Regions from separate parts of the Homo sapiens genome. Here region 2 is linked to region 1. Evidence: read pairs that join two places in POLR2A ChIA-PET (ENCODE). Cell type or tissue: endothelial cell of umbilical vein. All regions are shown on one strand. Links, peaks and the distances in the headings refer to the core of each region. The heading gives the core; the rest is flanking DNA. Region 1 overlaps AOAH (acyloxyacyl hydrolase). Region 2 overlaps ELMO1 (engulfment and cell motility 1).

Evidence for each region. Peaks named below come from ENCODE experiments on the same cell type or tissue, not always from the same donor. Only the 100,000 strongest peaks of a DNase experiment are listed, where the experiment ranks them.
Region 2: POLR2A ChIA-PET joins it to region 1 with 12 read pairs; 3 of 35 experiments call an interaction of 5 or more read pairs at or near these places.

Annotation. Positions count from the first base shown.
Region 1 is chr7:36,683,792-36,686,713 of GRCh38, reverse strand. It overlaps AOAH (acyloxyacyl hydrolase), which reads left to right. Exons shown (of 21, transcript NM_001637.4): 2 at 1-15. Among named protein-coding and RNA genes, the nearest start is that of AOAH, 39 kb to the left of the region's middle. In endothelial cell of umbilical vein, for the core only: no CTCF peak of the experiment used is centred there; a DNase peak (open chromatin) is centred at 1,563.
Region 2 is chr7:37,269,677-37,272,598 of GRCh38, reverse strand. ELMO1 (engulfment and cell motility 1) reads left to right here. Exons shown (of 22, transcript NM_014800.11): 5 at 717-767. Among named protein-coding and RNA genes, the nearest start is that of ELMO1, 180 kb to the left of the region's middle. In endothelial cell of umbilical vein, for the core only: no CTCF peak of the experiment used is centred there; no DNase peak of the experiment used is centred there.

The DNA.
Region 1 (2,922 bases), core at 226-2,725:
GCAGCTACCTGCCTGGTAAATATGGGACGAGTCATACTGCTGAGGGTCTGCTTGTCCTCTCACTCATGAGTCATGATGACTGCCTTTACTTCCTGCCCACACTTACAGAGAAGAATCTGATTATGCTATTTCTGTGGGTTGATATTCTTGTGGGGCTTATAGAAATTAAAACCAAAAAAAAATGCTCTGGGCAACTTCTCCCTGACATTCATTTTCCATCATGGCACAATGAAATTGCTGTGGACCCTTAGGGAATAAAATGTTGAATGGCCAATTGTTGTTTGATGTGTTACATTAATAATAATTTGCCTACTTACTGATCATTGCCTTAAGTACTAAGAAGTCAAAATAATGAATAACTTCCAATAATTTTGTGTTAACTTGACCAACATTCACATACCAAGATGTACACCTAGCCCTACCAACACAGAACTTTGGGTTGAGAGGACAACTGATCTCAAAATTTCAAATGGGAAAATAATCTAGAACATTTCATTAATTTAAACTAGATCTCAATAAAATACCTTATACATCCACCAAAGGTAGAAACTGATTGGTGGTTCAAGCAAGTTGCATATTTCTTTTTCAATATTAGTAGAAATAAAATATTAATCATATTTCCATTATAGAATACTGTTACTTGAACAGTCGTAATGAATAAACTTCTTTGACAGTCAAATTTTTATTCACTTAATGGGAACTAATTCATCTAGGGTGCCTACATTATTTTTTCTGTTAAGTAAGGTAGTTGGAATAATGGCAATTGTATCTTTGATTGACACAGTATGCTGTGCCAATAGCATCAAAGTCTTTTCAGAGAAGTTGTTCCGTTTAGTCATAATATGCATTCACAGGCTAAAATGTTTAGAATTCAAAAACAAAGACTGGGAGAGGATAATACACAAACACAAGTGTTTAGAATGTCCCAAATGGACCATTAAGATTTTAAAATATTCACATCATAATTACATCTTTCTTTTGTGAAGTTAAAACATGGCAGCTAAACTTCAGCTTTCCCTTCTTCCAGTTCCATTCTCCCCTGCCCCACCTCCCTAGAAGGAACCCTTCACATGAACTTAATGGGTATCATTCTCATCAGATTTTATATTTACACATTCACTTGTATGGATTCATGAATAATGTGTAATATTGTTTTGCCAGTAATGTTTTTGGTTTTTCTTTGTAAAAACAAGACAACTGTAGAAAACCACGCAAAGCAAATGTATAGCTTCATCCGTTACTGAAAGATGAATGCCCTAGGAAACATAGCCTGGGTCAAGAAAGAACAGATCAGTGGCCTCCCCTGAAGTCCCATCCACATGCTCCATCCCATCCTCCCCCTGCAAAAAGCTCAATGTGCTGATTTTTATGGTAAAATTATTTTATTTATAGCTTTATCACTCAGTGAGCATCCCTAGATATCGTAACCTTGCCCGGTATTTAAATGTTTGATGTGTCTTTTGAGTCTATTTTAATCTATAAGTTTCCTTTCCACCCCTTCCTTTTTCTTATCACTTAGTTGTGGAATTTGACCTGTAGAGTTTCCCACAGTCTGGATGGTGTTGATTGCATTCCTTTAGTATAATTGAGTATGTTTCTCTGTGCTCTGTATTTCCTGAAAATTGGCAGCTTGATCAGAGGTTTGATCCTATTCCAATCTGATTTCTTTGACAAGCCTATAAATGATATTGTTTTCCTTCATCAGGAGGCCGCCATAGGTGCTTTTATCTTTCATGTTTTCTTTTCTCTCTTCTTCTTCTTCTTCTTCTTCTTCTTTTTTTTTTTTTTTTTTTTTTTTTTTTTTTTTGAGACAAGGTCTCAGTCTGTCGCCCAGGGTGAACTGCTCACTGCAGCCTTGACCTCCCGGGCTCATGAGATCCTCCTGCTTCAGCCTCCCAAGGATCTAAGACTACAGGCTCACAGCATCACACCAGCACCAGCTAATTTTAAATTTTTTTGCTGAGACAGGGTCTCTCTGTGTTGCCAAGGCTGGTCTCTAACTCCTAGCCTCAAGTAATCTGTCCATCTTGGCCTCCCAAAGCGCTGAGATGACAGGTGTGTTGTGAGCCACTGTGCCAGGACTTTCTTTTGGTGATGGTCGCAGCTGTCGATGTTCAATGATGAGATCTATTAATTTATTTGGGTTTTAAAACTGTGATATTCTTATCTATTATTTCTTATTTATTAATTGACATATAATGGACACTTCTCACATCATATTTTAGAAACATTTTTCCCACAGTACTTAGTGGAAAGGCATCTAGGAAAGGCAGGATAAATGCTTGATTCTTTTCTTGTATCAGTTTTCAAGGTAGTGCATTGGTTTTCTGTTATCATCTCACAGCAAGCAGTTAGTTTTTCCTTAAAATATCATGATAAACTTATGAACTTAAACACACCTGATGGGTTTCAGTCAAGTGCAATTATTATCCTTTTGAAGCTCAGATGATCCCATCGAGCTTTGACCAGTGGCACCTCCTTCAAGCTGACTCAAGTCCTTTGCACATGAGCCTCAGTAACCTTCGATAGTTTCCTCACTAACTGGTATGACAAAGTGTTCCAGCCCTATCTGGTACATATCAAGCCTGAGGCTTGAAATCAGTCATTTCTCTTAAAAGCCCTGGTTTCTTTTAGTGAGAAATAATGTTTCAACACCACAAACCAGATGCTTAGGAATGTTCATTGTTACTGAGTTGGCCACTCTTTTTTTTTTTCTTTTTGAGACAGAGTCTTGCTCTGTTGCTCAGGCTGGAGTGCAGTGGCTCCATCTTGGCTCACTGCAACCTCTCCCACCCTTGTTCAAGTGATTCTCCTGCCTCAGCCTCCTGAGTAGCTGGGATTACTGGAGCCCACCACCGCACCCGGCTAATTTGAGTTGCCCATTCTTTCTAGGCCTTTTCAGTGGACAGAAATAGGAAACAT
Region 2 (2,922 bases), core at 234-2,733, 590 kb before region 1:
GATTCAAGCAATTCTCCTGTCTCAGCCTTCTGAGTAGCTGGGATTACAGGCGCCTGCCACTATGCCTGGCTAATTTTTTCTTTTTGTATTTTTATTAGAGACGGGGTTTCGCCATACTGGCCAAGCTGGTCTCAAACTCCTGACCTCAGGTGATCCACCTGCTTCGGCCTTCCAAAGTGCTGGGATTACAGGTGTGAGCCACCACGCCTGGCCCTTCATTCCTTTTTTATGACTTACTAATTTTCTGTGGAACGGATAGACCACATTTTGCTTATCCATTTATCAAGTAATGGACATATGTATTGTTTCTACGTTTTGGCTATTATAGATAATGTTTCTGTGAACATTAGTGCACAAATTTTTGTGTGGACATATGCTTTCACTTCCCTTGAGTAAATATGTAGGAGTGCAATCGTAGGAGTCAGGAATTGTAGAAATGTAGGAGTCAGGTCATATGCCCTTAATAACCTTTTAAAATTACTTTTTTTGTTTGCTATACTTGGGACCCATATTCCTTTTCTTTGGGTTTGTATTCACTTCCTTTGTACTGAATATTGTCAGATAGAAAGTTAACAGCCTTTATAGAAATAATTAAAAATTATTCAAGTGAGAATAAACTGAATGCCTGTTATATCTGCTAGATTATATTTGCCTTTGTTCTCTTCTTTACCAAGCTTCTACTTGAAAATTTACAAAGATTTTTTCTTCTTTTCCAGAACCGCAATGAGATAAAAAATGGCACTATCCTTCGATTAACCACATCTCCAGTAAGTTGATCTTAGCTTCTGACTTCCAGCAAACTCTTTGCTCTGCGTTTCTGCTATATGTGATTGTGGGATATTAATTTTTGAGGTTGACTTTAGTGCAAAGCAAAAGGCTTCCAGAATGTCCTGACATGCAGATTCTGGATTAGCAGGAATGCCCCTCCGTAGATTTCCCACTGCAGAGGAGGAAGACCTTATTCCAGGCGAAGGGCAAGCTTGTCTAACCTGCGGCCCAGGATAGCTTTGAATTCACAAATTCGTAAACTTTCTCAAAACATTATGAGTTGTTCTGTATTTTATTTAGTTCATCAGCTATCGTTAGCGTATTTTATGTGTGGCCCAAGACATTCTTCTTCTTCCTGTGGCCCAGGGAAGCCAAAAGATTGGACACTTCTGCTTTAAGATTTGAGTTTGGAGGTCATCTTAACAACTTCTGTGTTACAGCTGGGATCACTCACCTGTACCAATTGGTTTTACCCACCTACTCACACATCCACCTAATGCCATCTGAGCAAATTCAGACAACAAACAAAGCAAACAAAACCAAAGTCAGTTACTTTCCTTTAAAGTCGGTTACTTTCCTTTAAAGTCAGTGTGGCTGGGCGCGGTGGCTCATGCCTGTAATCCCAGCACTTTGGGAGGCCGAGGCAGGTGGATCAGGAGGTCAGGAGATCAAGACCATCTTGGCTAACACAGTGAAACCCTGTCTCTACTAAAAATACAAAAAATTAGCCGGGCGTGGTGGTGGACGCCTGTAGTCCCAGCTACTCGGGAGGCTAAGGCAGGAGAATGGCGTGAAACCTAATAGGTGGAGCTTGCAGTGAGCAGAGGTAGTGCCACTGCACTCCAGCCTGGGTGAGAGAGTGAGACTCCATCTCAAAAAAAAAAAGAAAAAAAAGAAAAAGTCAGTGTGTGTGTGTGTGTGTGTGTCTGTGTGTGTGTGTGTGTGTGTGAGAGAGAGAGAGAGTTTAAGTATTTTGTAGCTTTAATGGGTTATTATGACAATTCATAAAAATAATTTAGAAATATTGACCACTTCACTGATCCATTGACAGCTGATTCTACATAAGAACTTTAGAGTCTTCTGAATTAAAGCTGCTAAACAAGACGCTACAGTATATTTAGACTATTGTAGCTGATGATGTCTCTCTTCTTGGTCTTTCCTACTTGCTTGGAGATACTTTAGGTAGTAACATTAGCATATTTAACTATATTATTTTACAGTGCATTTCATTGCTTTCCTAAAAAATTATCTGCCCCAAATACACCAAGTGTTACTATTTTCACTCTGCATATGTGATGAAAACTGTGTCTAACTATCATTTTCAGTTTCCACTGAAGCCATGTGGTAGACTAAAAATAAATTTAAAAATTGGGAAAAGCATCTGGCTAAAATTAAGCTGTGGGTACTGTAACTACCATAAATCCTTATTGTTGAAAATTACATTAGTGTGGCTTAGAAACTCCTAAACATTTTGCCCAATAACATCCTGAACCTAAAAACAGTGATGAGCTCAATGGAGTGAGTTGCTACAGTTGGCTGAACTGTCTTTGATGCCTGCTTTGCTACTTAATGGAGATTATAATCTACTCATTTTTCAGTGGCTACATGATGAGCTGAGGCGTTTTCGTCTGACTTTGCATTGGTCTTCTTACTCAAGTCAGCATGAATGAATGTTAATTTGACCTTTACACCATTGTTTTATGTGTTTTTTGTAGTTTCTGATTATCCTGCTAAAAGTCATCATCTGCTTGCTGGACAGAAAAAGTAGACCTTGCCTTTTATTTCATTTTAGAGTCTAAAAGACAGCTTTTTAATCAAAGCCTTCTCTAAGCCAAAGAAGGAGTTAGTTTCATTTTTTTACTGCTGTGGATTTATGAACAAAAATTCCGCAATCTAAGTCACTCCTTGAGAGAAGGCTTAGATGTTAGGCAGAGTGAAGTTTTTCAGCATCCCAAAAGAAACTTAGCGTGACTTGTCATCAGGAAGAATGGAATTTGTGTTCTTGAGATAATGATCCTCACATTCCCAGCTCAGTGAATGGAAAGATGTGAAAGCCAGTGTAAGAGGCACTATTAAAAGATGGGAGCAGCCGGGTGCAGTGGCTCACGCCTGTAATCCCAGCACTTTGGGAGGCCGAGGCAGGCGGATCACCAG